Regions from separate parts of the Mus musculus genome. Here regions 1, 3, 4, 5 and 6 are each linked to region 2. Evidence: chromatin loops called from intact Hi-C (ENCODE). Cell type or tissue: left cerebral cortex. All regions are shown on one strand.

The links. Peaks named below come from ENCODE experiments on the same cell type or tissue, not always from the same donor. Only the 100,000 strongest peaks of a DNase experiment are listed, where the experiment ranks them.
Region 1: a loop joins it to region 2, with 4 times the contacts of the local background. A loop is called at or near these places in 9 of 42 quality-filtered maps.
Region 3: a loop joins it to region 2, with 9 times the contacts of the local background. A loop is called at or near these places in 23 of 42 quality-filtered maps.
Region 4: a loop joins it to region 2, with 3 times the contacts of the local background. A loop is called at or near these places in 23 of 42 quality-filtered maps.
Region 5: it touches region 2 in a loop (2.9-fold over the local background); 8 of 42 quality-filtered maps call a loop at or near these places.
Region 6: a loop joins it to region 2, with 4 times the contacts of the local background. A loop is called at or near these places in 15 of 42 quality-filtered maps.

Annotation. Positions count from the first base shown.
Region 1 is chr19:30,202,830-30,207,829 of GRCm38, forward strand. No RefSeq gene overlaps it. Among named protein-coding and RNA genes, the nearest start is that of Mbl2, 28 kb to the right of the region's middle. In left cerebral cortex, a CTCF peak has its summit at 2,779 (motif pointing left); DNase peaks (open chromatin) are centred at 1,140 and 2,762.
Region 2 is chr19:29,681,615-29,686,614 of GRCm38, forward strand. Gm36126 (a long non-coding RNA gene) reads right to left here and starts at 2,624. Exons shown (of 3, transcript XR_386644.2): 1 at 2,371-2,624; 2 at 2,099-2,154; 3 at 563-1,591. In left cerebral cortex, a CTCF peak has its summit at 2,689 (motif pointing right); a DNase peak (open chromatin) is centred at 2,689; H3K4me3 peaks cover 301 bases.
Region 3 is chr19:29,818,681-29,823,680 of GRCm38, forward strand. No RefSeq gene overlaps it. Among named protein-coding and RNA genes, the nearest start is that of Ranbp6, 8.2 kb to the left of the region's middle. In left cerebral cortex, a CTCF peak has its summit at 2,499 (motif pointing left); a DNase peak (open chromatin) is centred at 2,490.
Region 4 is chr19:29,810,307-29,815,306 of GRCm38, forward strand. It overlaps Ranbp6 (RAN binding protein 6), which reads right to left and starts at 2,668. Exons shown (of 1, transcript NM_177721.4): 1 at 1-2,668. The coding sequence starts at 2,644. In left cerebral cortex, no CTCF peak of the experiment used is centred here; a DNase peak (open chromatin) is centred at 2,702; H3K4me3 peaks cover 1,782 bases; H3K27ac peaks cover 870 bases.
Region 5 is chr19:30,126,077-30,131,076 of GRCm38, forward strand. The region is part of intron 15 of Gldc (glycine decarboxylase); the gene reads right to left. Among named protein-coding and RNA genes, the nearest start is that of Gldc, 47 kb to the right of the region's middle. In left cerebral cortex, a CTCF peak has its summit at 2,246 (motif pointing left); a DNase peak (open chromatin) is centred at 2,246.
Region 6 is chr19:29,975,987-29,980,986 of GRCm38, forward strand. No RefSeq gene overlaps it. Among named protein-coding and RNA genes, the nearest start is that of Gm26046, 7.6 kb to the right of the region's middle. In left cerebral cortex, a CTCF peak has its summit at 3,069 (motif pointing left); DNase peaks (open chromatin) are centred at 3,065 and 3,701.

The sequences.
Region 1 (5,000 bases), 520 kb after region 2:
AGGCGTGGTGGCACAGGCCTTTAATCCCAGCACTTGGGAGGCAGAGGCAGGTGGATTTCTGAGTTCGAGGCCAGCCTGGTCTACAGAGTGAGTTCCAGGACAGCCAGGTCTACACAGAGAAACCCTGTCTCGAAAAAAACAAAAACAAAAACAAAAACAAAAACAAAACAAAACAAACAACAACAACAAAGAAAACAACAACAAAAAAGCCGAGCGTGGTGGCACACGCCTTTAATCACAGCGCTCGGAAGGCAGAGGCAGGCAGATTTCTGAGTTCGAGGCCAGAAAGGTCTACAGAGTGAGTTCCAGGATAGCTAGGGCTGCACAGAGAAACCCTGTCTCGAAAAACCAAAACCAAAATGAAAAGAAAAAAAAAAGAAAAAGAAAAGAAACTCCTCTCTGCAACAGATGGAGAACATTATAGAGAGCTCTAATCAACCTAAATGCCATTGTGGGGCCCGGTCCATAGTGAGGCATCTACAACATAGTTCCTGCCCCTAGGGATCAGGAATCATTGTGGAAGAGGAGGTGGAAAGAGTATAAGAGCCAGAGAAACAGGGAGTTTGCTAGGAGATTGTGTCTTCTAGAAATGCCAGAGATGAGATTTCGCCACCAGGGCTACCTAAACATGACCTGAACAAAGAGGGCGCCAACAGACCTGGTAATGTGGGAGGGGGAAAGCCCATGATACCTCAACCTTAGACAAAGAACTACAGGCAGCTGAGCAATGCTTAGAATGGGAGAAATAGTCTTCCCCAAGGAAGAACACACCAGCTGGTTATCCAATACTAACGGTCAGCCCACACCATAGATACAAGTAGCATTATATGGACTGAGCAGGTTGTATTTATATATTTAGAAATGTATCTTGTATGTTTATGTACGTATGTATATATGGGACAACAAAGAAAGAAAAAGGGGCCATAGATTTGAAAAATACCAGTGTCAGGGGTTATGTAGGAGGGGATGGAGGGAGGAAAGAGAATCTCAAAATACACAAATATTTAAAAATGACTGCTAGCCTGGCATGGTGGTCTCTAACTGTAACCCAGCATTTGGGAGGGTATGGCACTAAGACAGGAGAATCATGAGTTAACAAGAGCCACAGTCAGCTCTGGCTACATAGCAACACACTGTCTAAAAATGGGACAGGCTCTATTTATATGTATTTCCACCAGACTTGATACTTGCTTTCTAGCCCCACACTCTCAGGACTTCGTGTGTTTTGTTAAACTGTGCCTAGATGCTTTTTCATCTGGCCTATCACAACTCTACTATCCTCTAATGCACACATAATATTGGCTTTCTGGAAAATACATCTGGTTAATCTTGGGGGAGAAAAGAGGAGGTCTCACTACATTTCCCAGGTTGGTGTGGAACTCAGGATCTTCCTGCTTTCCTGCCCTTCACTTTCAAAACAGCTGGAATTAGCCAGGCAGTGGTGGCACACGCCTTTAATCCCAGCTCTCGGGAGGCAGAGGCAGGCGGATTTCTGAGTTCGAGGCCAGCCTGGTCTACAAAGTGAGTTCCAGGACAGCCAGGGATGTACAGAGAAACCCTGTCTCAAACAAACAAACAAACAAACAAACAAACAAAAAAACAAAACAAAAACAGCTGGAATTAAGTTGAGGAACTTATACCACATTGCCCACCCCCCACATATGCATGTATGAATGTATGTATATATGTATGTATGTATATGTGTATATGTGTCTCCTCCCCTACCCTCTTCTCCCCTCTCCTCCCCTCCCCTCAACCCCTCCCCTCCTCTCCTCTTTTCTTTTGAGACAGGGTCTCACTATGTTGCTCTGGCTGCCTTGGAACTCACTATGTAGATCAGGCTGGTCTGGAACTCACAGAGATCCACATATGTGTGTGTGTGTGTGTGTGTGTGTGTGTGTGTGTGTGTGTGCATGTGGAAGCTGGTACTCTCCTTCCACCATGGTGGTTCTATGAACCAAACTCAGGGCCTCAGCAGATGGTTTTACAACAAAAGCTTTTAAAGCACGCACAGATCAGCCACCCTCTGTCTCGAGCTGGTTTTGGGTTTTGAGAGAGTGGCTCACACTTAATGCCTCGCTCTCGGTGTACTTAAGAAATAGTTGTTGAGGGGCTGGATGGCTCAGCAGTTAGAGCACTTGTTGCTCTTGCACAGGGCCTGGGTTTGGTTCCCAGCACCCACATGCTTGCTAACAACCATTTACAACTCTAGTTCCAAGAGGTCCAACACCCACTGCTGGCTACTGCAGGCACTGCTGGTATTGTGTATCACATACACACATTCAGGCAAAGGACTCGAATATATACAACAATATCAATAAATACAAAAGAAAATTTAAAAAGGAAATTGCTGTTGAAAACATGAACGAGAATAAAGAGAAACGAGATTAAGGATCCATGATCCATTCACTACAGTGAAGCTACAATTACCTCTTGTTTATTTTGCCTCAGTAGAAGATATGCTTATGTGTCTGTATATATGTGAGTATGCATTTACATAAGGACACTTCTAGGTGGGTCCTATTGGGACTGCAAAGCCCTTATTTGCTCTTTGAAAAAGAAGTGCTCAGAACATTGAGTGCTGGACACAAACGTCTCCCCTCATCTCTCTCGTCATGTAGTAATTGCAATTTCAAGTCATTTTCCCTAACTGTGTTTCCAGCTGAGGCATTCCAGATGACCTGAGGGTCTCGAGTTTGTGTGGCCTTATGGGACGACCTGAGCAGGGAGTTTGGGCAGATTCAGCTCATCCTGCCGGAATGCTGCCATCTAGTGTTCGTTTTCACAAACCGCACATGTACCGTTTTGATTTTGGATACCAGATTTACGATTTCAGGACATTGACGTGAGATGGGAACCTGAGCTTACAGCACTGCACAGACCAATCCCTCTCATCAAAATCTTTTGTGTGCTGCAGCTCAGGGGTATAGAGTGCTTGCTTGGCATGCATGAGGCCCAAGATCCAAAACTCTGTTCCTATCCTTCCTCCCCCAATAAAAAATTAATCTGAGGACTGAGGAATTTGTTCAGTGGTAGACCACTCACCAAACATGTGCAAGGACCTGGGATCATTCCAGCACTGGACACCCCCCCCCCAAATACAATAGTCCTTTAGATTGCAATATAGTCTGTTGTCTTGAGATATGTCCCTTTGACTTCTTCAGTTGAAGCCATATCCCATTTTTGCCAGTCACCTACTGCACGGTGGTGGATACTAGACATGTATTTCTGTGCTAGTGTAATCAGTGGACAAGTCACATGAGCACAGGGTGGGTGTTGATCATTTTCCATGCAGAGTGTTTGATCCTCACACTAATCATTCATGGCAGAATAAGTGTTGGCACGGAAGCTGTGGGATTGGAGTCCTGGAGGTCAGCGTCCCACCTCATGCTGTTAGAGGGTGCTTTTCATATGTCATATCAGGGAAGGGAAGGGAGAATCGCATCCAGTCTGCAGGGTGGTGCTGTGCACAGATTGTAATGCATTAGTGATGGACTCCAGTGGGTAATGCCTTCGTGCCACGTTAAAGGAAAGCAATAAAAAAACCACTTCCCCTTGGAGTGGTTTACACAGGAGTGCAGATTTGTATTTTCTAGTTCATGCTCCCTGCCATCCATCTTCTGTCCATCGCTTGTGGGAGTCCGAATCTGGGCCTGCCTGAAGAGTTTGTGAATCTGTGTGTCCCTGTGTCTATGTCTGTGTGTGTGATGTCTGTTGTATGAGCTGTGTGTGTGTGTCTATGGTTCTCTCTTTCTCTACTCTGTCTGTGATATATGCCTTTTTTTTTTTTTTTTTTTTGGTTTTTCGAGACAGGGTTTCTCTGTATAACCCTGGCTGTCCTGGAACTCACTCTGTAGACCAGGCTGGCCTCGAACTCAGAAATCCGCCTGCCTCTGCCTCTCGATTGCTGGGATTAAAGGCGTGCGCCACCACCGCCTGGCTGATATATGTCTTTTAACAAAGGGCTTTGCTCTGTATTGAACAGCAGAGAGGGCATCACATGAGGGAAGGCATGTGGTAGTTCATAGAAATCTTTAACAGAGTTTTACAGAGATTAAGTCGCTGGCTCCAACTGTCCCAACTGACCCAGATAACAAATATCATTGTTTATCCACCAATGCCCCTAGATGGATGGTAGATTTTAGGAAATTTGCTTTCAGTTGATATATTTGCTGCTTTCAGGGAGTTGATACACATGCATTGTTCTGGGTCAGGAGCAAGCAGGAGTACATGACTTAAGATAGCAGCTACACTTTAACTTAGGTTGTAAAAACTGATTATGTGGGAAACTCAAGGCAAGTAAGATTGTTGATACATTGTTCTCTTAAAGGCAGGCTAAACAGTCAGGCTGAGTACACAGTAGGCTAGCAGTCTTAAGTGACTTCAAGGTAAATTATTAACTTTGGCTGTGAGGTCCAGCAAAAGTTCTGGTCTCATAGGATGTAAAAGCTATTGTCAGAATATTGCACTGCCAGTGACAGCCCAGAGTGTTTCTTCAACCTGAAGGTTTCCAGAACCGGGAATGTTCTAGAAAGCCAAACACTGGACTATGGGAGACTCGGCAGCCGTTGTGTAGCTGTGAAGCCAGGGAGAGGGCCTGAGTCTTTTCTATGATGCTCCTGTTTGCCCGCCTTCCCCAACCACCCACACTCAGATTTGCCCTCTGTCACTTTGCTTGTTCACTCAGGCCCATCACCATGTGGGCAGCTCAGCTTTCTGTCAACTTGACACAAGTTAGAGTCATCTGGGAAGAGAGACCCTCAACGGAGAAAATGCCCTCATAAGATTGTTCTGTAGGCAAATGTGTGGGGGCACTTTCTTAATTAATGATTGATATAGGTGGGCCCAGTGGCCCACTGCCCTCAGCAAGTGGTCCTAGGTTGTATAAGAAAGCCTTTTTAGCAAGACATGGGGAGAAAGCCATTAAGCAATGTTTCCCCCCATGATCTGTTTCAGGTTCTGCCTTCAGGTTCAGGCCTCTAGTCCCTGCCCACTTCCTG
Region 2 (5,000 bases):
CACAGTCACACTCACACTCACACACACACACACACACACACACACAAACACTCACACACACACTCACTCACACACACACACACTCACACTCACTCACACACACACTCACTCACACACACACACACACACTCACTCACACACACACACACACTCACACACACACACACTCACACACACACACACACACACACACACACACACACACGCACTAAAATAGTAGATCCCAGATGGTGTTCTCAAACATTCTATAAGTTATCCTTCCCCACCTCTTTCACTCCCCCCTCCCCTCCCTACTTGTCTTAGGGTTTTACTGCCGTGAACAGATATCATGACCAAGACGACTCTTATAAGGACAACATTTAATTGGGGCTGGCTTACAGGATCAGAGGTTCAATCCATTATCATCAAGGCGGGAGCCTGGCAGTGTCCAGGCAGACATGGGGCTGGAGGAGCTGAGAGTTCAATCTCTTGTTCTGAAGGCTGCTAGAAGACTGGCCTCCAGGCAACAAGGATGAGGGTCTTAAAGCCCAAGCCCACAGTGGCACACCTCCTCCAAGGCCATACCTCCTAATAGTGATACTCCCTGGGCCAAGCATATACAAACCACCACACTACTTAAACCTAACCCCCATTATTCTTCTGTCCCTTTCATACTGCCTGTTCAACTCTTCCCCACCCCACCCCCACCTCCAAGCTTCCTGGTTCCTGGTTTCGACAGGTATCCAGATTGAACACACAACCTTAAAGTCTGTACCACATTCACATTGAGATCCATACACGAGAGAGAACATGGAGTGGGGTCTTGTTTCTACTGTTTACTACTTTGTTTTTTCTTTTTGTAAACTTCTTTTAAAATGCATTATTATCATGGGGGTGGGACACCACGGCCATATCTGGAGGTCAGGCAACAACTTGCAGAGAATCAAACGCAGATCTTTAGCAGTCTAAAGATGTACTTTACTTGCTGGCTCCTTGTTCTTTAGTGTTTTGAGACAGGTCCTTCCTCTGCAGCCAAGGCTGGTCCTTAAACTCACTGCATATCCCAGGCTGACCTCAAACTCACAGGAATCCATCCTCCTGCCTTCTAGCCTGTGTTGGGATTGCAGATGAGAGACACCAGGCCTACTTTCTTTAGCCTCTCAACGGGTGGCTGGGAGCTTCAAAGATGGGCTTAGGCCACTTTATGAGGTCAGGCAGCAGCCAGGGACTGAGGATGTTTTCCCCTTGACCACTGGTACCTCATGTAGCCACTCTGGGGAGTTTAGGCAAGGCTCCCCTATTGCTATGTCGAAGCTGTGGGGTCCAGGGACTCATTAGGCTCCCTCCATTGGTTGGAAGGGACATCAGAATAGAGTAAGTAACAGGATAAATAATTTGCTCAGTGATGTTGAGACTTCAAATAAGGTGGCTGAAAGGTTGTCATCTAAAGAAAAACCTACCCTGGGGGATTGGCATAGTAGTCGCCACGAGCGAGCATTCCAGCGGTGCAGGCATCCTGAGTATTTGTATCTGGATAAGGTGGTAGAAAATGAGGTCTCAGGATTCCTGCCAGTCACACCTCTATCTGGTAACAGGCTGAGGGAAACAGTTACTAAAAACAAAACAAAAGGGGCTGGTGAGATGGCTCGGTGGGTAAGAGCACTGACTGCTCTTCTGAAGGTCCTGTAGTTAAATCCCAGCAACCCCATGGTGGCTCACAACCACCCATAGTGAGAGTCTGAAGTCAGCTGCAGTGTACTTATGTATAATAATAAATAAATCTTTAAAAACAAAACAAAAACGGAATTCAAAATTTTTTATAAGAAACTGCTCTAATATTTCCCTAATATCAAACAGTCTGCCAAGGCATAACTCCAAACCTTAAATGTAAAACACACAGAATACTTTACCTTAATTCCAGACAAGTCCATTTTCTCTCGGCCCCTTGGATCCTTCCCCACCTAATACCTGCACTGCTCTCTAGCCAAGTACCTGGGGCTACAATCTGCAAATACGGAAGCTGATGAACAGCCCAGTCCTTCTGCACAGTGACTGTTCGTCGTGGCCACGGGATTTCATGTGTCCCTGTGCTCGTCTGGGGAGTAGAGCTGTGTCTCACCTCCGAGAAAGCTGTCCTGCATGAGTTAGGCTGAAGCCAGGTCGACAGCACCCTTCCTGTTGATGGAGATGGATGGTCACTTGAGTGTGTCAGGGAGGAAAAACTGGTTCTGTCTTCCAGGCTATGAGGGCTTCCCGTAGGTACTTCCTAGATCGCTTGCATCGCTCAGGTACCTACTTTGCATGGCCCCAATATCCCTAGAACCTCCCAGTCTAGGCAGTGACTTTTGATTAGGCCAATACTTAGCACGGACCCTGAGCAACCGGGCTTACCTGGCTTCTTCCTCTAAGAGTTTGTGGGTTACAGGAAGTTCACACCAGCCTTCCTCCATCTTCCGGGAAGCTGCTAGGCTCTGAGCCAGCAGTTCCGTGATTTTTCTTTTTCTTTCTTTCTCCCCATTTTAGAGATGAGAACACTGAAGCTCAGAAGGGGAAATCAATTAGCGAGATGGTGTGAGTAATAAACGGTGAAAACTGGAGTTCAGGGCCATTCGCGTTGAAAAAGGAGTGTTTCCACTTGCTGCAGTCCCCAGGGACAGGAGGTTGTAAAAATCATAAACCGGGCTTAGAGGAGTTAGGAAGTGTCCACTAGGTGGCGGCAGAGAACCAGTCAGTGGCCTGGAAGATGCCAGGGTGCTGCTGGTTCTAACCTGGGACAAAGGCAGAGTTGGCAATCCAGAGCAGGGGCTAAGGGAACAGCTCTGCTTCTCTATGTATGCTCTGTGTGAGCACTCACCAGCGCTACCTTATTAAGTCTCACCATCGACCTGTGCAGCGAATGCCTTTAGCCCCATGGTCTTCAGACAAGTGAACTGAAGAAGTTTAAATGGCATGCAGCTCCTGCTATTCATTCAGGCCCATTGTGGGTGGATGTTGCCTGTGCCCTGGACAGCCCTCTGCAGGACCCTACCTGCCCTTGGGGGTTAGTGGGGAGTTAGCACAGGGTCAGCAACGCAGACTCTGGGAGCAGGTGAGAAAAGCTGCAGCAAGCTCATCTGAGCAGTGCGGCAAGTTCCTTTAATATCCTCCACCTGCATCCCCATTGGTCCCAAGAAAGCATCTCTTCTAAACAGCAGTTCCTGGTTGGCTGGCATTATTTGCACTAGCAATCCTTGTTCTCGCAGGCAGTCCTCAATTAGGTCCTCCTGCAGGAGATGCTTCTGCGTCTGCGTAGCTCCCAGTATTTACATAGAGGCAGTCCTGAAGTTCCTGCTACAGGTGGGGCCATTCCTATGTTCTGTAAGAAAGCACGCTGAGCTGGGCGTGGTTGCGCATGCCTTTGATTCCAGCACTTGAGAGGCAGAGGCCGGCGGATTTCCGAGTTCAAGGCCAGCCTGGGCTACACAAAGAAACCCTGTCTTGAAAAACCAAAAAAAGAAAAAAGAAAGAAAGAAAGAGAGAGAGAGCAAGCAAGCAGACTGAACAAAACTATCTAGAACACCCCTCCATAGCCTCCTGTACCTCCTGCCTCCAGGTTCCTGCCCTGTTTGAGTTCCTGACCTGATTTCCTTTGCTGATGAACAGCAGTGTGGAAGTGTAAGCTGAATAAACCCTTTCCTCCTCAAGTTGCTTTATGGTCATGGTGTGTCATTGCAGCAATGGAAACCCTAACTAAGAAACTCATAAGATTTTAAAAAATAAATTAGGGGTTTGTTTTTGTTTTCATTTTTAATATAACATTATAGGCAGTGATGATTGTTAAGGTCCTGTTTCCCAATTGGTTCTTGATCTGTCAGTAAAGAAAGTCATGGGCTAATTGCTGGGCGGTAGGTACAGGTGGGACCTCCAGGTCTCTGGAGGAAAGGGGATTCGAGGAAGGAAAGGAGGGGTTCACCATGCTTTGGAGAGAGGAGAACCAGACAACCATGGTCTCCGGAGGAGCAGTGGGCTGTGGCTACTCCTACTGAAGAATAAAAAATTACTGAACTCTTCCTCACCCCAGAGCCCGACCCCTCCCATCTAGAGAATGTTCCCAGAACACTCCTGAACTCTTCACCCCAGAATGCATTCCTGAACTCCTCACCCTAGAGTTCGAACCCTCCCAACTAAAGACTGTTCCAAGAACATTTTTGAGATAAGGGCCTCCTGGAACAACCTCAAAATGAACCGGGTACATTGCCAAATAATAGGACATGACCCCTTAGTTACGTAAAATTCCCTTGGCAGAACCCCTTGTCCCTTGGCAGAACCCCTTAGTTATGCAAACTTGTACTTTCCCTGCCCCGCTCTCCCCGCTTGAGTTTTTCCTATATAAGCCTGTGAAAAAATTTGGCTCGTCGTCGATTCTCCTCTACACCATACTAGGTGCATGAGTTTCGACCCCAGAGCTCTGGTCTATGTGCTTTCTTGCTGTTGCGTTATTAAATCTTGCCTTCAACATTTTGAGTTCGGTCTCAGTGTCTTCTTGGGTCCGCGGCTGTCCCGAGGCTTGAGTGAGGATCTCCCTTCGGGGGGGGGTCTTTCATTTGGGGGCTCGTCCGGGATCAGCGCGACCACTCAGAGACCCTAGACCCACTTTAAGGTAAGATTCTTTGACCTGTCTTGGTCTGGTGTCTGTGTTCTGTTTCTAAGTTTGGTGCGATCACAGTTTCGGTTTTGCGGACGCTCAGTGAGACCGCGCTCCGAGAGGGAACGCGGGGTGGATAAGGATAGACTTGTCCAGGTGTCCACCGTCCGTTCGCCCTGGGAGACGTCCCAGGAGGAACAGGGGAGGACCAGGGACGCCTGGTGGACCCCTTTGGAGGCCAAGAGACCATCTGGGGTTGCGAGATCGTGGGTTCGAGTCCCACCTCGTGCCTTGTTGCGAGACCGTGGGTTCGAGTCCCACCTCGTGTTTTGTTACGGGATCGTGGGTTCGAGTCCCACCTCGTGCAGAGGGTCTCAATCGGCCGGCCTTAGAAAGG
Region 3 (5,000 bases), 140 kb after region 2:
AATGCTACACAAACTTAGTTCAGAAACAATGATAGCTAAATCTCTGGGTGCAACAACTAAAATCCTAATCTTGTAAGCCTTATTAAATCTGAATTCCCCCGTGGTGAATCCTGATTGATCCACTGTTGAAACCAGGAGACACTAGTAATTACATCTTGTCCTCATGCTATCCCCGTCCAAAAGAGACCTAACTCTTTCCTGCTTCCTCTCTTCCTCTGTCCAATCTGGAAGTCCCACCTACTTGCCCAGTGATTGGCTCCTTTATTCATTAGAAGATTGGTTCACAAGAACAGCACCAGGCCCATCTACAACAAATATGAATATAGAAAAATCGTACAACATTAATTAATGTGGGACTGTTTCCTCCACTTTTTCTATTCTCCATTCCCAAGGTCATTTGTGCATTTTTCCCCTTGGGGTCTATTTGTAAGGAAAGGAGCAGTTGGCTGACGGGAGTTCTCTCTGCGCTATAGAAGCTTCAGTTCATCAAGGAGATTGTGTTGAGGTGGGTGGGGAAGAAGGAACAGGGAGGATGTTGGGTAGCCTTTCAGGGAAAGAATTAAGATAGAGAGAGCAGATATTTCTATCAGGTTTGTGGAGATGAAGGAACTGGATCCTCTCATGTTCGTGGTCTAAAGGTGAGGCTGCTTGCTAATTGCATAGCTCCTAGCCCTGGAAAATCCCAGCATGTGCACAACAAGGTGGTATGACAGCTTCCAACTTCCAAGATGTCACTTGAGTTTGAGTAATGAGGGTGTCAGGGGTGGCTCCTGTGACCAAAGCCCAGAGGGAGTTCTCTGCTTACTTTTTTTTTCTTGATAAGTCCCATGGGATGAGACTTTAATACAAAACAAAACAACACAACAAACGTAGTCGAACCAGAGGTGTCTGGAATTATAGACATAAGCCTGAGGTGAGCTACTATCAGGGCACAGGCAGTGGAACCTCAAAGGGACCTTTGATATCCATAGCCATGGCTGGAGTCATAGCCAAGGCTTAGAGGAAATGAAGTAAGGGCTCAGGTGTTTGGTACAGGAAGCCAGGCTTAATGATGGCTAAGGAATAGGAGGCTCAGAGAGCTTTACATTTTTATTTTCATTCTGGTTTTAACAAGTAATACTTTTTTGGAGAAAAATTAGCTTAATTTGGTTAAATGTGAATGTAATCTTTCTGATATAGCCTTTGTGGTCTACAGTTTATTTTTACAATAGCAATGCAATGTTCAATATAAGCACTTTTTTTTTTTCGAGATAGGATTTTTCTGTGTAGCCCTGGCTGTCCTGGAACTCACTCTGTAGACCAGGCTGGCCTCGAACTCAGAAATCCACCTGCCTCTGCCTCCCAAATGCTGGGATTAAAGGAGTGCACCACCACGCCCGGCTATAAGCATATTTAGGAGAACGAGATTTCTTCTAATAATACACTAATACACATAAACAGTCACATACATATACATATGTACTCATGTCTAAAATATAAGGTTAAAAAAATTGTGGGGCTGAGTGTAGAGCTTCATGCCTTTAATCCTAGTATTTGAGAGACAGATAGAGGAGGGAATCTCAGTGAGTTTAAGGCCAGACTGGTCTATACAGCAAGTTCCAGGTCAGCCAGAGTTGCTTAGTGAGAACTTATCTTAAAACAAAACCAAAGAAACTCATCCAAATAAACTTAGGGTGTGCCTACCCTTGTATGTTGGTGTCTGACTCTAACACCCCACCCCCAACACACCATCACCAAAGCTGATCTGGAACCTTTCCCTGCTTATCCAAAGAGTTGCTTTGCATTTGACAGGCAGCTCCATCCTTTATTCTGCACCGGATCGTTGTGGACCATTGCTCCATTACATCATAACTCCTCACACTGAAAAGTCCTGGATTCCAGAAACATCATCACCATCATCACCATCACCATCACCATCATCATCATCATCAACAACAACAACAACAACAAAAACCAAACTGAACAAACAAAAAGCCAACTCAGACCAGATGCCTTTGCCACATCACCCTCTTGGCTCTCAATTAATTTACACAGGTTCTTAAATAGGTTATGTTATGTTGGAATAATGAACTATAATATCTAATCCCCACATATCTCAGGCTTAGTATGAGATTTATTTCAAAAGCATGTCACATGGTCACTATGGTTCAGTAGTGCGACACTGCTCATTGTAATTAAGGCCTCAGGCTGATGAGTATTTTAAATTACTGGTGGTCCTTAAAGAACTCCAGAAGATCTGTAAAGTAAATGCCTCTTTATTTTAGATGAGGAATAATAAAACTTCACTAGGTCATTCTAGTATCTAGATGAGAGGAAATAAGAATTTAGGAAAAATGTACAACTTTGTTTTTTCCTCTAGCTTTCTCTTCTTTGCCTGAGGTCACCTTCAGACCTTTACCTTGAGGGTTATTTATGTAGAAGGGACTCAAGGCTTCTTGAGTCAGAGAGGGTTGGCTGTCTTGCCCCTATTTGATCAGTATCACAGTGCCCTCTAGTGGGATTAAGGCTCCTCCTAGGTGCTTTAATAAGACACCTCAGTAGCTGAACTTCTTTAGAGCTGTCTTGCTGGGCCCAAATAGATAATTTTTATTGTATAGAGACTTCCTTTATGTCTTCAATAGCCTTTTACACACACACACACACACACACACACACACACACACACACACAACATAAAAATATTTGCACCGTTGAGGACAAAAGGACAATTGAATTCCCGAAGACTTTTGGAATAATGATTCTTTTAAAAAAAAAACATTTTTTAATAGATGCTTTCTTCATTTACATTTCAAATGCTATCCCCTTTTCTAGTTTCCTCTCCGAAAATCCTCTATCCCCTCCCCTCCCCCGGTCCCCAACCCACCCACTCCCACTTCCTGGCCCTGGCATTCCCCTATACTGGGGCATAGAATCTTTGCAAGACCAAGGCCTCTCCTCCCATTGATGGCTGACTAGGCCATCCTCTGCTACATTTGCAACTAGAGACATGAGCTCTGGGGGGTACTGCTTAGTTCATATTGTTGTTCATCCGGAATAATGATTTTTAATCACAAGACTAAGCGAGAAGAGTTGCTATAGATAGGAACCACAATTGCATCTTCCAAGTCTGCTATAGCTTGACTGGAGCCACGGACACCTAGATGCAACAGAATTCCCATACAATCTGTTTTCTTTGTGATCCTCTCTATATCCATTTAAAACTAATCTGAGAGGGACTCCAGAAATCCAGTGTGCTGGAGAATTATTTGGCACATGTCATGGTCAGTAATCAGAGAGGGATTGCCAATGACCAGTTTTGGCATCTATGTGGTGGGTAAACTGAGGCAGGCAGCCATTTGGAGGACAGTGCTTAGAGCCACTGACAAGGGTGGATCCAGATACCTACATACCTACTGGCCAGTGGCAGCCAGTGATTAGAGAAGTTACTCAGCTGACTTTCCTCTGAGGAAACAGAGTTTAATTTACTGGGGCTGGCATTTCCTGTGGCCCCTGGAAAAACCGTGAACTCTTTTAACTCCTTGGGACCAGGGAGAAAGAGAAGGAAAGAGAGAGTTTACACACACACACACACACACACACACACACACACACACACACACACACTGGATAAAGCAAAAGGCAGAATCCAATAACTTCATACACACACATGCATACATACATATAGAACTATAGACAGACATATACACATTCACACATAGAATGGTTTGAGCAAAGCTCCAGCAAGCAGAGTCCAAGCATTTCACACACACACACACACACACACACACACACACACACACACACAAAATTGGTGGATGGAGCAAGCTCCAACACACACCCAGACAAGGTTTACATATATTCATTCATACATACATACATACATACATACATACATACATACATACATATATACAAACACACACACATATGATGGGTAGATGGAACAATGTCCCAGCCCCCATACTTTATTCTTTCTTCCATAGCTTATATATCCCAGAAAAAAAAAATCTTTCAAGCAGTATAAAATTACAATGTGATCACATTTTAGGTTTTTTCTAGTAGTGAATGGTTATTAAAAAACGATGTGTTTCCCCAATACCTTTACAAGAAATAACATTACGTAGTGCAGGTAAAGAAAACAAATTAGTCTCCAAAACTCATGTACATTCCTAACTAAGCCACTTGTTATAGATTAACAAAGTGTAAGCAAGCAAGGTAGTTTTCTCAGCCAGCTTCTCTTACTGGCAGGCAGCAACTTTCGGTTACAAAGAAAGGAGTAATTATTTTATTATTTATCTTTAAAAGCAATCTTTTAGAACCCTAGAAGAATCACAACTCTAAATTTTTATATAAAAATCAGTCACATCTACCTTAAATCCTCAGAATGCATATCTGCTCATCAGCAGTTCTTCATAAATCATACTAGAAAGCTGAGGGCAAAAAATGGGTATAAGAAAGCAATCACCCATCACCAGTCCAGCCTCACTGGGAGTCAAGTGAGTCAGCCAGTGCTGCCATTGTTCTTGTTCCCTGACCGTAAAAGGTCCCTAGCTTATCTATTAAGAGTGTGTCTTTCTGAATTTCAGATTGTTCCCTAAGATTTTTTTTTTTTACATCAGAGCCAGCAGTAAAAACATTACAACCTAGCTTCACTAGCAACTTGATTTTTCCTAATTTTTTTTTAAAGGGTGGTGGTCACTGCTGACAATCTGCATCTCTAAGTTCTTCTCTAGGGTGGTGATTGAATCACTAATCTGCTCCAGCAGCAATGCCTGAAGGAGATCAAGCGTTAACACTGTGAGTGTCAGAGATACTGCCTAGTGAGGGACTTGAAGCCCCCTTAAAGTTTTCATACAGTTCTTAAATTAAGAGGGATGTGAGGGCAGCAAGCAGAACAGAACTCCATAACAGCACGAAGTCCTCAGGACATGTGTCCCTGGGGCCAAGCTACACCGACGCCCACCCACGTGGCTGTGCTAACCTGTGGACTGCAGTCCATGGGTTCTAAAACGATTTATTGT
Region 4 (5,000 bases), 130 kb after region 2:
AACAAATTAGATTTACAATTAGTGGGAGTAGCTGCTCAAACCATGGCAAAATTTTTTCCTTGTAAGTACTAAATAATGAGTGCAAAATATCTGATACTTTGGTCAGAATATAAACATCACATTCATCCTCATCTTGAAGAGACATTTCAACCTGTTGGTCATAATTTTCTTCTTGCCTTTTTACTTGCCGTAACTCTTGGTTTTTAAAGTGCCCTTCAAGTTTTGCCTTCAAAATTCCTCCCAGTTCTTCCAAGTGTTCATCGTTGAGGCAACCATCTCCCATGACCTCAATGGACTTGGCAAAAGAATTCATTATTTCTGAGAGTACATCTGTATCAGGTTCAGTTCCAATTGCCTTGATTAAGGGATCACATATAAACTGCCACATCTGTGAAAGATACTCTGAGCCACGAATTCTTGCACATTCCAAGAGAAAGGGCATGGCTTCCGCAGCTGCCACTCGAACATTGTCATGAAAATAAAATTTCAGCAGAGGAACCATCATCTTCACAACTTGTTCCGTGTATTCCACAAATCCTTCTCTTAACTCCTTCGCATAGTAAACCAACATCTGGCAAGCAGTTGCTTTTGCTTCAAGTCCTGAAGTTTTGATGCCAAAGCTTTGCTGGTCTCCGAGGTTTACAAACTGCCAGCCATCGTCGTCACTCATGTTCTCCACATCCTGTGTGTCTAAGAGAGCGACATCAGGCTTAGCTGAAGCAGTCTTGATAAGTGGCTCAATAACCAGTGGGAGATATTGCTCAAAGTCTTTGCCAAGGATTTTACACATTCTAGCCCAGGCTGAAACCATGTAAGAAGTCTGAGGGTCATCATCTTCCATGTTATTTAAGTCTGATTGTGTTTTCAACAGTAACTGCATCACATTTGATGCATCTTGCATAAATTTTTCCTTCCCAACGGCAAGTCCAACATGGCTAATGCATTCAATAGTTTTTCCTCGAAGAAGCTTGAGTTCCTTTTGAACAGCGAGCTCAACAACGTGTTTGAGTGAGGGCATAAATATATCATAATATGGAATAAAGCTTTCTTCTATTGCATCTGCAACGGAAGCAATGGTTGTCACAAGTTGTTCTAAGGCCAACTTAGTTCCATTCCGAATCAGCTCTTGAAGTTTAATTACCAAGATGGAATGGAGACTTTTTACCATATTTTCCAAATATAGAATTAGCAATGACTTGGGGCAGTCTTCAATAAAAATAACAAGAGCAGAAGCTGCGTGAGATTGCACACGTTGATTACCTTGGTTTTCCATGGTTCGCAACAAAGCTGTAATCACTATCTCATGGAATTTCTTTTGGAAACTAGGTGCAAAATCTGTAGCCATCTGTCCAAGTGTAGTACAGGCAGCAGCCCTTACCCTTGGATGAGGATCCTGAAGAAAAAGTAAAACCGAGTTAACTGTTTCATCTAGAATTGGTTCCATTTGCTGATGGCAACCTTCTCCAATGGCTGATAAGGCCATTAATCCGGCGTGTCGACATTTCCAGTCAGGGCTCTGAAGCATCTGCATGATATGCTCCTTGGTCATTGGCAAAACAACTTTCCCACCAAGTCCACAAGCCAGTCTGTCTAGGGCACTCTCAGCAGCAACCGCATTGCTGTCAAAGTCATCTTCTTCCATTTCATCAGCATTTACCCAGTCATCATCATCTTGAAGATCAACCATCATTGCTAATATATGAGGCACAGCCTGTGCAATAATATTCGTATGCTTTTTCAACATTGGAGTTGCAGTTTCAGATAAGGTGACTATTACTTCCAGAGCCAGCTGGCGTTGCAGGTTACTAAGCCTAGAGTCTCCACACAACTTCAGGCTCAACTGCAGAGTATCTTCTAGATAGGGACCCAAGTACTTAGGTACAGTATCTGCAATCTCAACAAGGGATTCTAGCACAGAATCATCATCCTGGTAGCAGGAATCATTCACAGCCTGTAAGATCCCAGGAAGCAAATCCGCAAAGTCTTTGAAAAGAGCAATATTGTTTTCATTAGCAAGGACGAACGTAGCTGCAGCTCTAGCAGATAATGTCCTGATTGCTGGATGCTCCTGATCTTGAATACACTGGTCCAACAACCTCTTGATGATATCCAAATCGTGACGATCCTGGTTCCCAAAAATCCCAGGAAAGTGCCAGAAAACGTGAAGTGCAACTTCCCACAGAACCACATTTTTAGAGTGAATCGAATCAATGAGGAATTTCAGACCTTCTGGCCAATGGTTAGTGCCACTCTCATCTATCAAATTCCTGGCCAGCACCGCAAAAATATCACAAAGCTTTTTCCTCATGCTAGCATGTGTTTCTAACTTAACGGCCAGTATCAGTTCAATCTTGACATCCCTCTGCACTTCAGGAGGTAGATTTGGATAGACCTCCTCAAACCCTGAGGACAAAAGCCGTCGTAGCAGTGCGGCAGCCATTTGTCTCACCTCATAACCTGCTCTTCTATTTCGGACGGCGTCTAAGAGAAATGTAGTCTTACACAGACCTGGGATATTCTCATAGACCTCCTCGGCTTGCCTCCGCACCATGCAGCTTGGATTGATCAGGTTCTTCAGAAGCTGGTAAAACTCCTGCTTTTCCGACACGGTCGCCGGCAACCCTGCAGACCCGGCCGCCGCCATCGCGTCCTGTCAAAGCTACCGCGACCGGGAAGGAGGGAGGGAGTCTGCGGCTGGGAGCGGTGACGTCAGTGAGGCGACGCCGGGGATGGGCGGGGCGCTGCTCCCACTCTCCGCTGCGGCGGGGTGAAGCTGGCAGGCGGGGGTCTGGGTTTTACAGGGTGGACGGAGCTGAGTGCGTTTTAGGGGTATCGTCCTGTTCTCCGACCGATGTGCTCCTGTAGAGGCTGGAAGGAGATGGGGAGAAATTCGCTCCGCAAGTCTACATACTGTATGATGCCGTTATTGTTTGTAAAAGACCTCGAATAAGCACCTCTAGACGAACTTTAATTAGCACCTGCTATGGAGTGAGGGAGGAGGGAAGAATGGAGTATAACTGCTGTCCGGGGATTTCTTTTTGAGGGTTGGTAAAAATGTTCTGCAGTTGATAGTGATGATGGTTCCCCCAATGTCATGCCGTTCTACTAAGAACTACCGAATTATACAATTTAAATTGTTAACTGGGTATAGTGAGTAAAACCATAATAAAACTACTTGCAAAATAAACTCAATCAAAGGTTAATGATTTCCTCCCCGTTGCCACACCCAAAGAAGTAGAACCCGAGATGTTCAAACTCGGGCGTACATCCCAATCTCTTGTCCTGTGGATTCTAACAGAGTGGGAAAGACAAATGAGTAAGGTGGGAGGTGATCTGGAGTAATGATAATGAAGCTTCTTGAATCCTGGTCTTCTATATACATTACTTTTGTATTTTTGTTACTCAAGATTTTCCTTATGTGTTTCTAAACTGTAATATGACAGTTCAGTTATTAGAATCCTAATTACCCATGAATAGGAAGCTGCAAAGATTACCCTAAGAACAAATTCCCCAAGGCTATGTATTTTTAATGTAGGCAGATGAGTTATTTAAAACCATAATTATAAGGTGTAACAGTCTGAGATCAGATCTTCCTCTCTGCCAGCCATTGTCACACTCATTTCAGCCCTAGGTAATTCTGTAAGGCTGATAAAGGCAGACAAAGCACTACTTTAAACCAAGAAATGAAGAGCCAGAGAGGCTGAGGCTCACAGCAGATGAGTCTAAATTCTACCTAGTCTTAAGGCAGTGGCACCTTTTGTCACCACAGAACATCCCCTATAGCCGCTGTTGCTTTTGCAACGTCATCAGAGACCTTCATTTATTGTGTTCTGTCTTAAACTTTGCCAAGAAATCTGAATTTCAGTCTTGTGAAATTCTGCTGCATATACACACAAAATGGAGAAAGTCTAGTTTCACATTAACAAGTTGACTGACCAAATAGGTGGTCTCATAAATTAATTTGTAATATGAAACTAGTCTCTGAACAGTGTTTCTCATTTGGTGAACCATTTCAAGGCCATTTAGGGTGTTTATTTTAAAATACAGATGTTAGGACCAGCTTCCAAATTACTGTACTAGATTTCTGAGAACTGTAACCCAAACATGCATAATTAATAAGCACAGAGAGATTTTATATAAATACCTAAACTTTATAATTATGGATCAAATCAATTCTTGTTTTGATTCTAAAATCTTACCTACAGTGCTTCATCTTGTACCAGACTCACTGCTCTTCTTACTGCTCCTAGAAAAAGTTTGGCTGCAAAGCCTCTGCATCTGCAGTTTTAGGAAATGTTAACGAATGCTGGAGAAATGCTTTCCCTACAGCTGCATCCGTTAGCATACTAAGGGCTTATTAAAACCACAGCAAGATCCAGTGACAATCCTCTGTAGTGTTTGGAACGTAAATGACTGACAGTGCCAAGGCCTGTGCAAATGTGGAACACCGGGAAGCTTGGCTATATTATATGGGAGTATATATAAATTAGTACAGCTTGCAACAATAGTTGAAATGCTGTTAAGATTGTTCAGTCATCGAGCCACCAGCCAGGAGCATACATGGGCTGGTCCAAGGCCCCTGGCATGTATGTAGCAGAGGTTTGCCTGGTCTGGACTCAGTGGCAGAATATGCACTAAATCCTCGAGAGACTTGGGGCCCCAGAAAAGGGGGAGGTTTGCAGGGGCCAGGGAGAAGCACCCTCTCAGAGGTAAGGGGGAGGAAGAATGAGATGAGGAACTGTGAGGGGGGGACCAAGTGGGGGACAATGACTGGAATGTAAATAGAATAATTTTTAAAGAGATTGTTCAGTTGTACATTTATTCCACCAGAAAATATTCACTGGAGCTTTATCAATCATAGTGCTGGACACAAAAAATATATCTATATCTATATCTATCTATCTATATACATATACATATACACATACATATGCATATGTATATATATATATATGTATATATACATATATATATGTGTATATATATATATATACATATAT
Region 5 (5,000 bases), 440 kb after region 2:
TTGTCCACAAATTTAAAAAAAAAAAAAAAAAAAAAGAGGATATAATAAACACTGACTGGTGAATGAGTGACCTTCCTCCAGCAAAACTCTTATTGCAGGTGCTAGAAGAGTTCAGCCGTCAAGGGCATTTCAGCTCTTTTCAGAGGATGGTTAAGATCCCAGAACCCGTGCTGAGCATCTCAGAACTGCCTGAAACACCAGTCATGAGAACCTGATGCCTTCTTCTGACTTCCTTGGGTGGGCGCGCACACGGACGGACACACACACACACACACACACACACACACACACACACACCAATTTTAAGAACCTTATTGTATTTTACCTTACGTGTTCATGTGATCCAAGATCAGCCCGTGCATCTACTGTACATTAAAAGTTACTGCAATGTTCATGCTATGTGCCTGCCTTATCTCAACAAGCTAGACTCGGGGTTCTGTGCATTCCCCACCAGGGACCTAAGGAACTGTAGCTTTATGAAGTGGCTGGGAAAGAAATGCTTAGGAGATTTGCTGGGAATTGAATTCTATCCTTCACCCCTGACAATTCACACACAAGCCTTTCTTCCCCCTTGTAGTAAGGGACTTTAAAAAATGTGTAGTGACACTCCTATTCCTGAAGATAACTGTCTTAGTTAGGGTTTCCACTGCTGTGAAGAGACGCCATGAGCCAGGCAACTTTTATAAAGGACAACATTTAATTTGGGATGGCTTACAGGTTTAGAGGTTGAGCCCATTATCATCATGGCAAAAAGCATGGCAGCATGCAGGCAGATGTGCTGCGAGGAGCTAAGAGTTCTACATCTTGATCTAAAGGTAACCAGGAAATGACTATCTCCCAAGCAGCTAGGAGGAGGGTCTCAAAGCCTGCCCCCAGTGATAGACTTCTTCCAACAGGCCACACTTCCTAATAGTGCCACTCCCTGGGCCAAGCATATTCAAACCACCACAATAATCAACAGCTGTCTAATTGGACTTCAGCCTGCCCAACAGAAGCAAATCAAGCCAGATACTGGAAACCTAGCCAACCACACACGAATAGTAAGATCAAGGATCTTGGAGAACCCATTATAAATCACGTTACCAAAACCCAAGCAAAATTCCTAACTGCATTCTTACAACCCAGATACGCGTAGCCTTCATCTCTTAACAAAGAAACTCCTCTTTGTGCAGATGGAGGCCATTGAAGACAACCATAACTTGTCAAAATGCAGAGAATAAATGATCTCGGGGTGCCTGGCCCTAGTGAAGACATCTACAATACAATTCCTAACCTAACATTTGGGAACAATGAAGAAGACATAGGCAGAAACAAAACTCCTGTGAGACCGTGTCTCCGAAAAATAACGGGGAAGCCACATCCGTGACACTTCAACCATATGGCTATCTAAACATGAGATGAACAAGGGCGACACCAATAGCCATGCTAACAGGGTAGAGGGGAATTTCATGAGGCTCCACCCCTTGGCAAAGAACGGGTAAGTAGCCTTCGCTAGGGATGAACCCCCTTGTTAGTTATCCAACAAAGTGGCAGCCTTAAAGTCTTACTCAAGTAACACCAATGGACTCATCGGATCGTGTGTGTGTGTGTGTGTGTGTGTGTGTGTGTGTGTGTGTAACAATGAAAGAAAAAACAGGCCATGAATTGGAAGAGAGAGCAAGAGGGTGTGAAAGGAGTTGGAGGGAGGTAAGGTGGGAAGATGGTGTAGATATTTTATATTTGCCCCTAACTTGTTCTCATACCAGCCACTCACCTTGCCTTATGGCAGGTATGGATGGACATTGAAAGACACTGGGAATGGTGGGAGGGGCCAGGGGTTAAAGCAGGGCTTGCTGCCAATCATGACGACTTGAGTTTGATCCCTGGGGCTCACATGAAGGAAGGAAAGAGTGACTCCCATGACTTGTCTCACACAAATCACATGGCACATGTATCCACACACATACACTCTCTCACACACAAATGAACAAATAAATTGGTTTTTATTGTTGTTGCTGTTGTCGTTTTGTGTGTGTGTGTGTGTGTGTGTGTGTGTGTGTGTTTAAGAAGGTGCTTTTTGGACAGAAGCGCCAGCAATCCAACAGGAGACCAGTACAGGAAAGGTGGGAAATGCTGCCTAGTTTCTGCCTTAGATCTCTTAATATCAACTGTTCTTTTTCTAAACACTAAAAATGTTTGGATGCCCTGTAAAGCTTACTTTGGAGAGATCATTAAATAAGGTTATTGGTGCCACCTGTTGGTGGAAAAGGATTATGAAAAAAATGCTTATCTGTATAAACCAGCTGGGGACCGGCAGAAAAGTATTGCTGTGGAGGGGACATGTGCAGGGCTGCATGGTGGCCTGCAAGGAGATGCCGAGGGACAGTGGGCCGCAGACCCACTGGGTGAGCAGTGGAGTGAACTGCCTCACCATCACTCAGAGGAAGGAGCGCTTGGCTGTGCATTTCACTGTTCACCTCAGAATATGGGGAAACTACTGGATGATTTCATCTAAAACTAGTACTTATTCTTCAAAGAATCCCCAAGAAATTCAGTGCTATCAGATGGAACCAGAATAACTGGTCAAGAACCAAAAAGTTGGCAAGAGGCTGTAGTTGAAGTGACCCCAGTTTTCTATGGCCAACTCCAGCCTCCCCATCTGGGTGCACAAGCAAAGCTAGACAATATGAATTGAGAAAAAAAAAAAAAAACTAAATAAAAAACAACATTGCACACCGAGATGGGGAGATAAACAGCCAAAGTTTCCTTTGTAGAGCAAACATTTATGGGCAAAGCTCAATGTGTGTGTGTCTGTTTGTTTGTTTGTTTATGGGAACCCTCCTTCCAGGAATCATAGGTGAAAAGACTGAATTTAGAAGTGCCTGCCTCAGCTGGGCGTGGTGGCGCACGCCTGTAATCCCAGCACTTGGGAGGCAGAGGCAGGCAGATTTCTGAGTTCGAGGCCAGCCTGGTCTACAAAGTGAGTTCCAGGACAGCCAGGGCTATACAGAGAAACCCTGTCTCGAAAAACCAAAACAAAACAAGTGCCTGCCTCAAATTAGGCTTAGTTTTATCTAGGTTTGTGTATTTAATCTTCCCTTGTGCCTAAAGAAGAACATAATGTCTAATTTCACAGACACCAGAGAAGTGTGGTAAATGAGGAATATTTGGAGATAGGTTTCACTGTAGCCAATTATTTCTTATGAGAAATATTTCCACATATTTTGCACATGTGCGTGCACGCACGCGCACACGCACACACACACAAAGCAACACAGAAGTCAGGAGTGGAGCTGTCATCAGGAGTTTCAGCTGTCCCCAGCTCTCTCTCCCCCTGAGGACATATTGCCCAGACTGAGACTGGTTCTAAACTCCTGATCTCCCTACCTCTGTCTCCCGGTGCTGGGATCCTGGGAGTGCAACACCATGGCCAACTTTGGATTTTGTCTTTGTACAAAAGGGTTGAGGGGTAACTGCTGTGGTAAACTGCACACTTAGAATACTTGAGACCCTCAGTCAAACCCCAAAATGACAATAAGGCAGGCACGGTACCCCACAGCTTTAACCCCAGAACTTGGAAGGCAGAGGTACATAAATCTTTGTGAGATTGAGGCCAACCTGGTCTACATATTGAGTCTCTAGGCCAGCCAGTACTACATAGTGACTAATTGTCTCAATTAATTAATTATTAATTAATTAACCAATCAGAGAGTTAAAAATAGTCCCTAAAGGAAAGATCATATTATGGACTCTAACAACTAAACAGCTGAAGGTAGTTTGGTGGCTCAGGCCTTATAATCTCAGCACCAGGGAGATTGAGTTGGGAGAATTGCTATGAATTTGAGGCCAGCATAAGCTACAGAGTAAGATCTTGTCTTGATTTAAAAACAAAGACAAAGAAACAGCAGCAGATTGTAAGGACTCGGTCTCACCTCCCATCTTGCTCCAGAGCCCAGGTTGCTACCACTTCCTCAAAGCCTGCTCAACAGGCACTATCACTCACTGAGCCATCTCCCCTGCCCACTTGAACTCTCATTTGTCAAAAGCAACTGTCTTGGTTAGGGTTACTATGACTGTGATGAAAACATGACTGAAAACAAACTGGGGAGAAGAGAGTTTGTTGGGTTTACAATTCTACATCACTGTTAATTCAGGATAAGACCTCAAAAAAGGCAGGAATCGGGAGACCATGGGGGGCTGCTGCTTACGGGCTCTCTCACCCATGGCTTGCTCAGCCTACTTTCGTATAGAACCCAGGACCACCAGAGGTGATACTAACTCAAGTCTGACTTCACTACCCTAACCCCCATCAAATCACTAATTAAGAAAATGCCCTATTCTTGCCTTCAGCCCAATCTCCTGGAGGCCTTTCTTCTGTTGATGTCTGTGCCTGAGTCAAGTTGACATAAAACTAGCCAGCCCAGCAATTTCCTCAACTTTAGAAGCCAAACGGTGACAGTAATTTCACCTTGTCTTTTACTTTATGTGTTCCTGGAAGATACACTTCTTGTTTCTGGCTGCCTTAAACATTGTATCATAATTCTGAACCAAAAGCTTCTAGATTGTATTTGGTGTGTGCTATGGAGTGAGTTTAAGAACTGCAGAGAGAATTTTGGAAACAAATTGAAGCAAGCCACACTGAGCTTAATGGGAAAGGCAAGGGCAATTAAATATTAGGCTCTTTTCTTGGCCAGACTATCAATGTCTTTGGGGTTGATGATTTATGCAAATAAGTGGAAAAAACAAAAATTAAACAAACAAACAAAAATGGGAAAAACCCCACTACATAGTCTTGTCGGGCCTGGAATTAACCATGTAAGGCCATGCTGGCATCAAATTCACAGAGATCCATCTACGTCTGCCTGCTAAATACTATGATTATAGATGTATGTCACCATGCCCAGCAGGGATAAACTATTTGATGTTTTGTATTTAAGATCTAAATATCCCAGGGAAACAGAGAAACCAGTGATGAGTTTCTTAATATTAAGGAAGGTTTACATGTCAAAATTTATAGTTAT
Region 6 (5,000 bases), 290 kb after region 2:
GAGAGAGAGAGAGAGAGAGAGAGATCACTACCTAGTGGTACAACTAAGAAAAATATCATGCAAAACAGAATTTATTTTAAGATTTATTTATTTTATGTATACAAGGAAACTGTCGCTGTCTTCAGGAACACCAGAAGAGGGCATCAGATCCTATTATAGATGGCTGTGAGCCACCATGTGGTTGTTGGGAATTGAACTCAGGACCTCTGGAAGAATAGGCAGCGCTCTTAACTACTGAGCCATCTCTCCAGCCAAAATATTTCTCTTTATATTCTTTAAATAAGATTTTTAACTGAAAAAAAAATTTCAGCCAATATATTCTGGCCAGACTCTCCCCCTCCCCCCAGATCCTATCCACCCAACCCTGTGTCTTCATGTCTTTAAAAAACAACAAACAAAAATAATAAGAAATTCACATACTTCTCACAAAATGAAAACCAAAATCTATAAGTAAAAGACCAATAAGCGAAAGAATGCCCAAATAAACCAACATGAGATAAAAAGTCTACAAAAATAGCTTTGAGTTTGTTTTGTGTTGACCATCTAGGGCTGGGTGTAGGGCTTATTCTGAAATGCGGTTAACAGACCCAGTGAGATTCCATTGGAGAAAATTAATTTTTCCTTTGGAAGTAGGCATCAATTGCAGGTAGCTTCTCTGTTAGGATATAGGAGTCCACTTCCCACTTCCCCACTGTCAGTGCTGGGACCATGGGCTTGGACCTATGCAGACCCTGTGTGCGCTACCAGTCTCTGAGAGACCACATACTATACATCAGTCCTGTAGTGCCTGGAGGATACTGTTTCTATGCCATCCATCCTCTCTGACTCTTAAAATCTTTCCACCTTCTCATCTGCAGGGTTCTCTGAGCCTCAGGTGAGGCTTTGATGACAACATCCCATTTTGGACTGAATGCTCCATAATCTCTCACTGTCTGCATTAGCCAGCTGTGAGTCTCTGTGTTAGTTCCCACCTACCACAAGAAGGTTCTCTGGTAATGGCTGAGTGAGACATTGGTCTATGGGTATAACAGAATAGCATTAGCAGTCGTCTTGTTGCTATGTTCCTTTAGCAGAAACAATAGTATTTGGTTCTCTCCTAGGACCATAGCCTACCCAGTCTCAAGCTCTTGGCCCTTTATGCAGTGTCATGCATGGGCTCCACCAGGTGGAGTGGGTCTCAAACCCAATCAGAAAGTAGTTGGTTACTCCCACTGTGCCATCAGTGTCATATTTTGCAGGCAGGCCACCACTGTAATCTCAGGGTTTAAAGCTGGGTTGATGGCTACCTCTCTCCTCTAACTGTGGACAGAGTACCTTACAGTACTGTGAACCAGTAGGGCAAAGCCTCTTCTTAGGCACCAGCACGACGTCTCTGTTCTCTGTGTTCAGTGAGGTCTGGAAGTGTTGTCTGCAGCAAGGGCATCACCATCAGTTTGCAGAGAGTGGCTGATAGCCTTGGCAATCATCTGAGGTGTCTGGGGTTTCCCTGGTGCCCTTTGTCACATGACTCATCTAGATGTAACACATTCAAGATGTTTAGTGGAGCACTGTCTCGGCCACTGTTTGTTGACTCCCTTTAGATTTCTCTCATATATGTTTATATTTTAGGAAGTTTCTACTGTTGTAGGCTACCATCTGGCCCCCAGATAACCCTCAGTCTTGCTTGTCGCTCCCCATATTCCCTCCTTTATGCCCCACATCTTTAGTTACTGTTGCTGTGAAGAGACACCATAACCAAAGCAACTCTTATTTTTAAAAAAGCATTTACCTGGAGGCTTGCTTACAGTTTTTGAGGGCTAGTCCAAGATCATCATGGCAAGAAACAGACAGGCATGGCTGATCTGCAGGCAGCAGGATGAGAGATAGAGACTGGGCCTGGCATGGGTTTTTGAAATCTCAAAGCCCACTACCCAGTCACACACCTCCTCCAACAAGGCCACACCTCCTCCAACAAGGCCACACCTCCCAATCCTTCCCACACAGTTCCACTAACTGTAGACCAAGCATTCAAACCTAAGAGTCTATGGCGGTCATTCTCATCCAAACCACCAAACCTCCTTTTCCCCTCCCCTTCCCCATTTAATCCTCACACTCCAGCTCCTATCCTGTCTTTTCACAACTTTTTCCTTCCTTGAAAGATCCTCTTCTCCCCCACCCCCACCAGTTCCTTAGTAAATATCTAACTTCTGTGCTACTGTACACCCTAGCATGCATATCAAAGGCTGCCAAGCCTACATCCACATATAAGAGAAAACCTGCAGCATGTGTCTCTTTAGGTCTCAGTTCACCTCACTCAGGATGATTCTTTTTCCACAACTCCATCTGGCCACCTGCAAATTTCGTAATTTTTTTTTAAACAGCTGAGTAATATTCCGTTTTGTAAATGGACCACATGTTCATTATCCATCACTCATCCCAACCTCCGTATGTCATCAGTTGACGGGCATCTAGGTTGTTTCCTGTTTCTGGCTAAACTAGCAAAAACACATGGATGGACAAGCATCTCTGTAGCAGGATGTAGAGTCCTTTGGGTATATGCCCGAGTAGATCTATTCCCAGCTTTCCAAGGGCCTGCCACGCTGATCACCACAGGGCTGTACAAGTTTGTGCTCCCACCACCAAGTGTTCCCCCTTCCTCACACCTCTCCAGCATGAGCTGTCGTTTGTGTTATTGATCTTAGCCATTCTGACAGGTTGGAGATGGAATCTCAGAGTTCTTTGCATTTGCATTTCCCTGACTACGGATTTGAACATTGCTTTAAGTGTCTCTCTGCTATGCATGTTTCATCTTTTGAGAACTCTCTGATTAATTCCGTATCCCATTTTTCAAATTGTGTATTTTACAAATCTGATTACTTCTTTTGAAAATGACCAAGTTACGATAATTGTATTTAGCCATCTATTTAGATCTACTCCACTAAAAGCAACTACCACATAATAGTTTCTCCAGGGTGGGAATAACTGGAATACCAGTTTGGATAGTTACAGGCCAGGGGTGCAGATACAGATTATAAATACGGATTTATCTCAGATAAACTGGAGTGACTCAGTATGAGAAGAGTTTACACTGCCACCCAGTGGAGTGTTTAGGGAAAAGACATGTGCCCTTCAATATATTTTAACTAAGCAATCTAGTCAATAGAAATAGATCCCTCTATTCAACCAAGACAAAACAAAACAAAACTGGCCAGGATCTATAAAACACTTTGCTATATAGTGGATCATAGTGGATATACCATTGAATTAAAAGTCTAATGTCTGAGTGCTAGCTTTGAGGTGCCCTGTTCCTAGCCACATGATTTTGAGATGAGTCCTTCCTGTTCCTGCTCTTAGCTTGTGAACATTTGTGAAGTGAAACAGCTACATCACGTTAGTGTTTCTGAAGCAACAGGCTTAGCACACTAATCCTAGTGCCATGGGTTGTTTTTAGACTTTGAAATATCTGATTATAACAACAAAATCGGTATATTACAAGTTCTGATGAAACCTTTGCTTCGGTAAAATGTATGTATGAGTGTGCATGTGTGCTTCTTGGGACCCCATGTAAATGTGCTCATTTCCATAGGATCTATAGAAATAAGGGAGTAAACAAATGCTCTCAGGCTACAGTTCTACAATCCCAGGATTGTGTGAAATGTGAGTGATGCCAATTTGCATTTGCCAGATTTACAGAGAGACGGCTGGCAGACCGTTTGCTGATGGGTGGATGCTATCTTTTACTTTTCTCTTCTAAAACGAAAAAGGCTGCAGTTGAACAGATGGTAATATTTGCCTGTTTTCTTTTACTTGTCCAGAGGTGATTGCCCATCTGGAAATTCAATGTTTCTCAAAACAGTGTGTAGGGCTGTAGGGGGAGGTGCTGATACTGAAGTCTGGCTCCCTAATTGGTTCTTGATTTGGTCAATAAAGGAGGCCAGGAGCCAGTTGCTGGCAGAAGGGACAGGAGGGACTTCCGGGTCCCTGGAGGAAAAAGAGACACAGGGAAAGAGAAGGGCTTTACAGCTAGGCCTTGGACGGAGAAGAATGAAACAGTCATGTAGTAACTCCAGGAAGTTAGAACCAGCGGCCGCTGCAGGTAGCCAAGGAAGTCAGCAGAGGCAAGCTGGTACAGGCGAGCTGAAAAGTTTAAGGCAGGAGATTCTGTGCCTAGCAATTTGTGCTAGCTGACAATTTCTAAAATAATAAAGTTATCTGAGTGTTTTTCATCCTTGGAGCAAAGGTGTGGAGAGAGAGATAAAGAGAGAGAAGGAGGGGGGGAGGGAGGGAGAGAGAGAGAGAGAGAGAGAGAGGGAGAGAGAGAGAGAGAGGAAGAGAGAGAGAGAGAGAGAATGGGATGGTTATGGCAGCTTGGTGAAGTGAAGCTGAGAGGAGCCAGAGAGCGTGGGCAACAGTTTCAGGCCTGTAATCCCAGGCAAAATTATAAACCGAGAGGAACAAAAGAGATGCCGAGAGTGATCCAGTGATGGGAGTGGGCCTTGTGTCACCCTATCTCAGAGCTAAGCAAGGAGGAGCCAGAGCGCCTGCCACCGTTCTGGGCAAAGGCAGGGACGTGTTTTTATTATTACCCAAAACACAGGGCCAACTCAATCAGACGCACCTGGAATGCCCCTTAAAGTGCATTCTTCAACCTCCCCCACTGCTAGGACTAACAAATCGGAACACAGCCCCTCAAGCTGCGGGGTCCTCAAGCATCCTAGGTGTTTTTTACAGATCCTAAAGTTCGAGTAGTATTTTTCATGTTCAGAATGTTGTTGCCCAGGCTGGCCTTAGACTCACTAGGTAGCCAAGGATGACCTTGAATCTGATCTTCCTGCCTCCACCTTCCGAGACCATGGATTGGAAGCATGATCTACCTTACCTAGCACAATACAATTTTGAGCGAAAGTGAAGTTGATCCACACCTACCAACATTCTACTGTCCTTTCCTGCTAACTCCTAACGCCTTCCCGAAAGAGAGAGTCAGTCTTTGCTCATTCCCATCTCAGAAGGAAAGACTTAGA